2 separate regions of the Mus musculus genome follow, and region 2 is linked to region 1. The links are chromatin loops, found by intact Hi-C in ENCODE. Cell type or tissue: left cerebral cortex. All regions are shown on one strand. Each heading gives the region's core, and the rest is flanking DNA. Links, peaks and the distances in the headings are about the cores only.

Evidence for each region. Hi-C counts contacts between places; a loop is a spot of excess contacts. Peaks named below come from ENCODE experiments on the same cell type or tissue, not always from the same donor. Only the 100,000 strongest peaks of a DNase experiment are listed, where the experiment ranks them.
Region 2: it touches region 1 in a loop (3.0-fold over the local background); 21 of 42 quality-filtered maps call a loop at or near these places.

The regions. Positions count from the first base shown.
Region 1 is chr1:106,069,320-106,073,729 of GRCm38, forward strand. It overlaps the pseudogene Gm26509. Among named protein-coding and RNA genes, the nearest start is that of Zcchc2, 81 kb to the left of the region's middle. In left cerebral cortex, for the core only: a CTCF peak has its summit at 2,115 (motif pointing right); DNase peaks (open chromatin) are centred at 2,123 and 2,926.
Region 2 is chr1:106,153,552-106,157,961 of GRCm38, forward strand. All of the region lies in intron 2 of Gm20753 (predicted gene, 20753), which reads right to left. Among named protein-coding and RNA genes, the nearest start is that of Gm20753, 16 kb to the right of the region's middle. In left cerebral cortex, for the core only: no CTCF peak of the experiment used is centred there; a DNase peak (open chromatin) is centred at 1,919; H3K27ac peaks cover 1,929 bases.

The DNA of each region.
Region 1 (4,410 bases), core at 832-3,331:
CATTTTCTCAGTTGGAGTTCCTTCCTCTCAGATGACTAGTCTAGCCTGTATGAAGTTGACATAAAGTTCGCCATTTTAAAGAGCAAACAGTGCTGAATGTCACCTATCTTGGGTGTATTGAGGTGTGACCTCATAAGCCTTCCCCCTGGGATGTCACATAACCAACGACACACACCTCCTTAAGGAGCTTGTCTTACTCTGTCCCCTGTGCCAAGGGTGGCGTGTCCATTTCTGACATCTGCTAAAATTGCAAACATGTGGCCCAGTTGTCTCCATAAAGTGCACCCATTCTTTGGAAGCTGTGTATCGCCAAAGTGTGGTCACTATTGTTATAGCACATTGGTCTCAAGCATAACAGATGCACGATTGTTAGGAGAAACGGCTACATCTTGTTCATCGTTCCACAGCACACAATCTTCCTGCTGCCTACACCATCCTGTAATTACAAAATCATTTCTGCTTGCTTGTTGCTACCAAAAGTTGCCTGGCTGTAAAGCACACACCCTAGATAGCACTCATCACTTTTGGCTCTTCCAAGCTGTGTGTGTGGAAATGGATTCCAAAAATAAATTTTAAAAAATGTGTTTCATGTGACAATATAGAAACTAGATGTAATAATATGCCCATCAAACGATGCCTGTCAAATTAACCCTTCTGAGCACTTCCTCTTCCTGCCAGCAGTGAAGGGTGGAGCTTAAAGGTCACCAATCCCCTCTCTTTCACTCATACACAAACTGAAGTTGGTATGGCTATAGCAGATGTCAGTTACAAGTGTCAGTCATAGAAAGAGCATCCAGTGTGGCTTGAAGCTCATCAGACAGTCAATGTGAAGATAAGAATAAAACACATTTTAAGAATTGGGAACCAACCTGGCATATGCACATAGCAAACCCTACAGGTGTCAGGGAAAGAGCTGCAGCAGATACTAAAATAAAGCAGAGTCTAAATTCTTCACATTCCACCGACTTTATCAAAGACCCCAGAGCTACTCATTTTCTCCCTCGTCTCTGCACTTCCTCCTGCCGCTGCGGAAGCCAGGTTGCTGAATGAAATGCACAACTGTCCTTGAGCTACGAGCCACCTCCAGCCCCAGCCACAGCTCAAAATCAAATCAAGTTTTTGCCACCAAAGCAAACCCTCTTGATGGGTGGCTGTGCCTAGTGAAGGCCGTATATTCTTTACAGAACAGTGGGTTTCTTTCATTTGGTAAGAACCAGTTTTCACTAACCCATTAGGAATCATTTTAAATTATATTCAGTTACTTATCTGTGTGTTGGTGGTCACTTGTAGTGATCAGAAGACAACTTGTGGGAGTAAGGTCCTGCGGATGGAACCGAGGTCCGCAACTTGGGATCAAAGGACTTAACCCCCTGAGCCATCTCACTGTCCCCATGGGGTCCTCTCACCACCACTAAATAATTTGAAAATAAAATTCGGCATCCATGAGGAAGTATCCTTTGCAAAGTAAGCATCCCTTATCAGCCTTACCTGTGGAACCCTGGAACTGTTAGTGTGAATCCTGGAAGTGCCATCCTCTGCGTCCCCTGTCTCTGTCACACTGGCTCCCAAGCCAGAGTTGTGTAAGCCTGGGAGAGCTGAATTCTGAAGCTTGCTGCCGCTGCTGCTGCCTGGCATTGATTATTTGTCTCTGTGCAAAGAACACAAAGCTGCAGATCCACAGGACAGCAGCTCCAAGCCTGGCATAGCAGAGTGGCGCAGCCTGGGGGTTTGCTCAGAGTTAACACCAAGCCATTGTTCCCAGCTAAAAATCCACTGGGGTTCAAACTGCAGGGCTGACCCTACAGCTAGTCATCAGCGTGGGATAAAAGCAAGGTATTAGGACCAGAACCAGGCAGGTATCAGATGTTTGACCTGAGCAAAGAGAAAGTTGGCTCTGGGACCCCAGGAGAGGCTCCAAGCTGAAAGAATGGGCCCGCCTTACTTATAGTAGAAAACATTCTGAGTGAAAGAAGCCAGTCACAAAAGAGCTATATGACCCCACAGACATGATGTACCTAAAATAGTAAACGTCATATGAGCACAGGAGAAGCAACTGGTACAGTTTCTGAAGACTCCTACAATAGGGGCATGACAATGGATGCACTAATCACCGTGAACTGAAGGGGGCGCAATTGTTTCATGCACAGTTTCAGTATGGGAGGCTTGTGAGGATGATAGTTACAGCGATCTGCTAAAAATTTTAAACTGGTAAGTTTTCTTTTAAAAAACACTTTAAAACACAATTCATCAAGTAAGTTCTTTTGAAAGCAGAATCGGGGTGAGGGTGGGGGAAATAGTTTGGTGGTTGAGTGGGTATTGCTCTTACAGTAGGTACCCAATTTGGTTCCTAGCACCTACATCAGGCAAATCACAGCTACCTGTAAGCTTGGGGGGGAGGGGGGAGGCACAGACAGACAGACAGGGAAAAAAGGTTTCTCTAGACTCTTCTCCACCTGGTATGTTAAGGCCTCGACCCAGTGTTTAGATAATACAGAGAATAAACAAATATGTTCTCCAGGGAAAGAACAAAACACAGCAAGGCGAGGAGGAGACAGATGGAGGGGAACAGTTGGCACCTTTCTGAGCTTAGCCTCTGTCAAGGGTTCCCAAACTTTGGCACTCAGCAGAATCCTTTGGAAGGGGAGCCTGTTAAAACAGGAGTAGCATTTTAAACAGTGTCTCATGTGATGCTGCTGTTGTTAGTCAGCAGGTCGCTGTCTTTGGGAACTACTGGCCCACCTTTAAAGAGTTAAGAGCATAGTCAGGGGGTTCATAGACTTTATTAAACACTGCAGTGTGGTACTGCAGATTTCTACGGTAGTAGAAATGCAAACGCCTCTGAGAGCTTCCCCAGCTGACGGTCGGTGAGCAGGTTCTCCCGCCCGCTGCTGGGAAGCGCCGCCCTGAGCATACATTAATTAGCTGAGCATTCTGTGAGTGCTCGGTGGGAGGGTGGGGTATGTGGAGTCACTGCAGCTGCCGCATCACTGCCACCTGGGTACCAATTAAAAGCCCAGGTTCCCAGGCCTCTCCCAGAGCTTCTGAGTTAGGTCTTTCCAGGGTGAGACCTCACTATCTGTGGTGTAAGCATACTGACTGTGAGCTAGAGCTTTTAAACAATTATTTTAGCAAATTTTCCTTTAATTTTCAATGGCTAAACCAGAGCTCCTGACTACCAGGTATGTATTGTCACAATATAGGTGACCAATTGCTGGTGAAAGATTTTTTTTTAAACTTATTCTTTAATTTTTTTTTTTTTTTTGTCTTACAGTCCAGACTTTATCCCCCTCCTGATCCAAGAGAACGAATTTTTATTCTCCCTTTGTTTTCCTGCAAATACGGTTTGTGTATCACCTGAGTGAGAAATTTAATGCAGGATGACTACTGAGTGAGCGAGACCCTATCTCAAAAACCAACGGAGAGATGGTTCAGTCTGCTCCTCCAGAGGTCCTGACTTCAATTCCCAGCAACCATGTGGTAGCTCACAACCATCTGTAATAGGATCTGATGCCTTCTTCTGGCATGCAGGTGTGCATGCTGATAGAGCACTCATACATTAAAGAAATAAGTAAATAAATAAATAAAATCTAAAAAAAGAAAAAAAAAAACCCAACTGGACATGGTGACACACGTCGGCTTAGGAAACACTCTGAAGGATCATTGCCATTTGGGGACTAGCTTGGTGTACATAGAGAATTCTCATATAACCAGGGCTACATAGCAAAGCCATGTGTCAAAAAACAAACAAAAACAAAACAAAACAAAAAAACAAAAGCAAAAAACCAAACTAACCAATCAACAAACAAACAAAGAAAGTACAAGGAATTTTTCTGAGTGGGTGGGAGATGGGGGGGATAATACCAGCAGCAGAGTTTTTCAGGTAAACGTTAAGTAGCAGAGAGGGAAGCACAGAGGACAGGACATCTGAGAAGCAGGCTGGCCCCCAAAGTCCCATAGACTCCATGAACACAGAGACCGCAGAGACACAGAGTCCCGTTCCCCTATCTGCCACACACCACTGCAGGGAGCCTGCTGGAGCTGGAGCTGAGAACATCTCCTTTTAACTCAGTTGGCAGGAATTCTCTCTTTATCTCTTACCTTCTAGTGTTCAGTGTCTACGCCTGCATGTGTGTCTCATGACGCTTAGGTGTTCGTTAGCCTGTTTCTTCTGTGTCCCACCCTGTCTTCCATGAGGCATGGTTTCCATCCTTTCTGCCGCCTCACACACTCTTCTGCTTCCTGTCTTTTCTTTCATCTTTATGCCTCCTCCTTATAGCTACTAATTATAATCTCCCATAGCTTAACGAGCCCTAAAATACGAAGTCCTAGTAGTATCCCAACTTTCCCCATGTTGATTGCTTTTGTGGTTATTTTGTTGTTGTTGTTGTTGTTGTTCAAAGCTTACCTAAT
Region 2 (4,410 bases), core at 868-3,367, 84 kb after region 1:
ACAGTAAATGTGTGGCTGGCTTAGCTTCATGACACCCTGTCTCCAGACAAGACAAGATGAAAGAAAGGAGGAAAATGGGGGCTGGCAAGATGGCTCAGCAGGTAAAGTGCCCACCACCTACTCTGACACCTTGAGCTGGATCCCTGGGACCCACATGGGGCATGGGGAGAACTGACTCCCAAAATGTGTCCTCTGACCTCCACAGTCACACTATGACATGTGCGCGTGTGACAAGCGCACGTGCACACAAACAAGTGTGTTGGCACTTTGCTCCTAAACCAAGGCAGAGATGCTAATGCTTAGAATAGTTCCCCACCCCCCCTGAGTCAGTTTCTCTGTATAGCTCTGGCTGTCCGGGAACTCATTTTGTAGACCAGGCTGGCCTCGAACTCAGATATCTTCCTGCCTCTGCCTCCCGAGTGCTGGGATTAAAGGCGTGCGCCACCACGCCCAGCTCATTTTTTTTTTAACTGCTAATTACAAATACTTTAAATGCAGCCATAGGCATGGTGGAAAGTATGTGTTGGCATGTAAATGACCTTTCACCTGACCACAGTTATAGGACAGGGCAGTCAGGGCCGAACAAGGGTCCAGAGCACATTGCATACTGGGTTCCTTTGGCTACTATGATGAAGGAGTACAAGTTTAGCATCTTGAGAGGCGAGTGTATAACCCTCCAGTTTGGAGTCCAAGTTCCAACAGTCAGGTTGGCAGGACTGCCTTCTTTTCTGGGCTCCTGGGGCAAGCCCCTTCCCTTCCTTTTCCAGCTCTAGAGAACTTCCCAGATGCCTTGCCCCAGCTTTCTCCCATTTCCAAAACATTGCTGTATCCTGTGAACTCCAGCGAGGGACCTTCGCAAGGACTCGAGCCAAAGGACCACCAGGACAAGGATAGCTGTCCAGGCTGGACACAAACCTTTACCCCGGGATATCTCTAAATGTGTTCAGTTGACATTGGAGAAGTGTCTGTCCTGTCTGCTAGCTCCAAAGCAAATCTGTTATTGATCTATCAGGCGACTTTAGATGTTTGTTTAATGTTTAAAATCATTTAAAACCGATCTCTCAGTATTGTATTCTTCGAAATGTATGGGTGTTATCAAGCATAAATAAATAGTCTATTCCAGTTGCTTCCTCATCCATCCTCAGTAGCATTTTGGATATCTACTTGCTCTGCTGATAGGTGCGATTGCCATCCACCGGCATACGGCAATGGTGTGGTGGTGGACTGACTCTGCAGTGCTCAGCCCCTCTGATGTGGGACCTTCCTCTGCCCCTTGACAACTATTCATTTTGTTCACTTTTGCGAAGAGAAGCTGCTAAACACATTGGCACACATATATTTGTCAATTAAATACTGTGGGGGGTGTTGGCAGACTATGTGGAATCTCTGAATTCCAAACGGATGCCCTTCTCTTAACTACACTTATCTATGGTATTGTAGATGCTTTAGATAGAACTGTTTGGAAGGTGGTAGTAAGTTGCAAGGGGCAGATGGGGAAATCAGCACTAAAATGCGATGGTAAGCTTTAAAAAACAAAAGTAAGAGCTAGACTGTTCTGTTCATGTTCCGTCTGTTTGGAGGGTGAGTGTGGCACAAGCCATGCTAGGAAGCACAGCAGAAGGGAGTGCGGGAAGAAGGCGACATTTGTTACCAATTATGCTGTTGGTTGGAAGCCAAGTCCTGAGTTCGAAATTAACAAAAACAGATAAGGAGTCCTCCAGGAAGCTCACTTTCATCTCACGATGAAATTTAATCTAACATTTGGTAGCTTGAGTGTAGCCTTTGACTCATCAGCAAGGAAAAGCAGCTTGGCCTTGTTTGTTTTCCCTGCTTGCGCCTTGTTTGGGGTGTCAATAGTGCAGAGCCTGTGACAGGCAGCTGATCTCTGGGGAAGCGCAGCCAAACGGAAGATCCCAGCCAAGCCAGGAACTTCAGCTCAAACACTCATCTCAGGCACACAATGCCGCCCCTTGTGCGGCTAAAGAACAGGGCCAGGGCTTTGTACCAGGATAGGAATGACAATATGCCCTAAGATTCACTTTCTTAATACAGGGTTTGTGTTTCTGTCCCATGAAAGACAACTGTGTGTCCACTGAAAACAGGGTCATATTCTTTGTGTGGTGTCCTGGAAAAATACACAATCATTCTAAAACTCCAAATATTTTTTTACTATAAGGCTCATTAAAGAATTTGAACTTAATTCTTATATTCTAACACCCTGGTTAGAAATGTCTGTAACGAGTATTCTAATAACCTTGATTGCAGCTTCAGTCCAATCACTGAACTACTAGCCTGGGGTTCTTGACTGCTCTTTTACTGGAGTGTCTCTCTGGACACTCCAGATGACACTTATGAAATGTTTGTTTCCAAGCCTCCTTTGGTGATTTCTCAATGCCACGTTTGCTGTAGAGCTACCAACCTTCCAGCTTTAGTAACTATAAAATCTTCACCACAAGCTACTGCGTCCTGCTTGAGCGCTGTTCCGTTCATGGAATTATCTCAATATATTGCTTCTGCCGTTCCCTCCTAAAAACTAAACAAACAAACAAACAAACAAACAACAACAAATATGGTCCTTCTGATTTTTAAAACTGTAGCTTTATAGCTGGTGACACATGCTTGTAATCCAGGTACTTAGGAGGCAGAGGCAGGGGGATTGATGCAAATTCAAGGCCAGCCTGGGTTACAGAAAGTTCCAGACCAGCCCCACTACACAGTGAGATCCTGACTGAGAAACTTTTAATTTTTCTGTAAGCGCTTCACATCTGCTTTGAACATGTCAGGTGGATGCAACCATCAGTGGACTCCTTAGACAAGGGCAGCAGTTTTCATTTCTAATAGCAGCTGTCTGTTCTCCTACATCCTCCTCCTTAATGTCTAAAGTTTTCACCCTTTTAGTTATTTGGCTGTTTCCTTCACAGCACAAGATCTCTATCCACATCGATGCTTCCTTCCCTTCACCTCTGTAGGTGCTCTCAGTCTCCCACCCAGGCCCTTAGGTGCTCTGTGACCACAGATTTTCTGAATTAGTGATGTAATACATTTGGTTACATCAATTTTCAACCAATATACCACTGGATCATATAATATATTTAGGACTAATTTTCCTTCTTGCAAAAATTTTTTTTTTGTTTTCCCTCCACTTAATAGGTGTTTCATGTTTTCATTTGGTGGTCTATTTTCCACACCATGGAGGAAGCCCCAAACCCTCCACTGGAGCGCTAGTGTTTTCAGAATTCCTGGATCCCAGGGGTTCCCCCTGGGTATCTCCTAAGATCTCACAAGAGGTCTTTGGAGTCCTCTGTCCTTCTTCCACTTGAGGATCTCTCTTCATTGTTGATTTGGGGACTTTCTTGCCCATTATTGAGCTGGGATCTGTTTCCTGCATCCCTTACCTTCTATTTCTTGGCGTATCCTTCATCTCTCTGAAAAATCTTCTCCAGCAGCACTCTAGATATACAATTCCTTACAGTAAGGCATGGGGCGTTTGTGTATTCAAAAAACTATTTCAATCTACATGAATTCCTTGTCTTAGTTAGGATTTCCATCGCTGTGGAGAGACACCATGACCAAGGCAAGACTTATAAGGACATTTAATTGTGGCTGGCTTATGGGCTTAGAGGTTTAGTCCATTATTACATTGGCTGGAAGCTTGGCAGAGTGCAGGCAGGCATGGAGCTGGAGACGGAACTGAGTATTCTACATTTTGATCCCACTGCATCCAGAAGACTGTTTTCCATGCAGGTAGGATGAGGGTCTCAATGCCCACTCTGACAGTGACACATTCCCTTCAACAAGGTCACACCTCCTAATAGTGCCACTCCCTCAGCCAAGCATATTCAAAGACATGATCTATGGGGGCCAAAGCTATTCAAACCACTACACTCCTTTGGACCTGTTTTCATTTATTCATTTCTTCCCTAATGACTGGTCAGTGTTTAGGCAAGTGTCTAATTTTCCTGCATTGACAGGCCTTTCCTTTCCTTCAGGGGTGTGAGGCATGCACTATCATCCCTTGGACTTGAAAACTCTGAAGAAATTCTGACCACAAATAGAATTAATTTTCTTCTTCATAGAAGCTTTTAAATTTTCTCCTGACCTCATTATTTCAAATTTTGTGATGGTATGCCTTGATGTACATGTTTTTTAATTTATTCTGGCTATTTGATATTTTTATTTTCCAACAACCTAGAAATGCACAACATCCTTTAATTTGTGAAAACGATCCTTCATGATTTCTGTTTCTGTTGAGACATAAACCATTTTCTAATTATTTTCTATTTTCCCTATTTTCTTACATTTCCATTTCTAAAAGTAATCTCTCTGTCTCTGTCTCTGTCTCTGTCACTTTCTTCCCCTCTGTTTCTGTCTGTTCTCTCTGTCTCTGTTGTCTGTCTCTTCTTTCTTGCT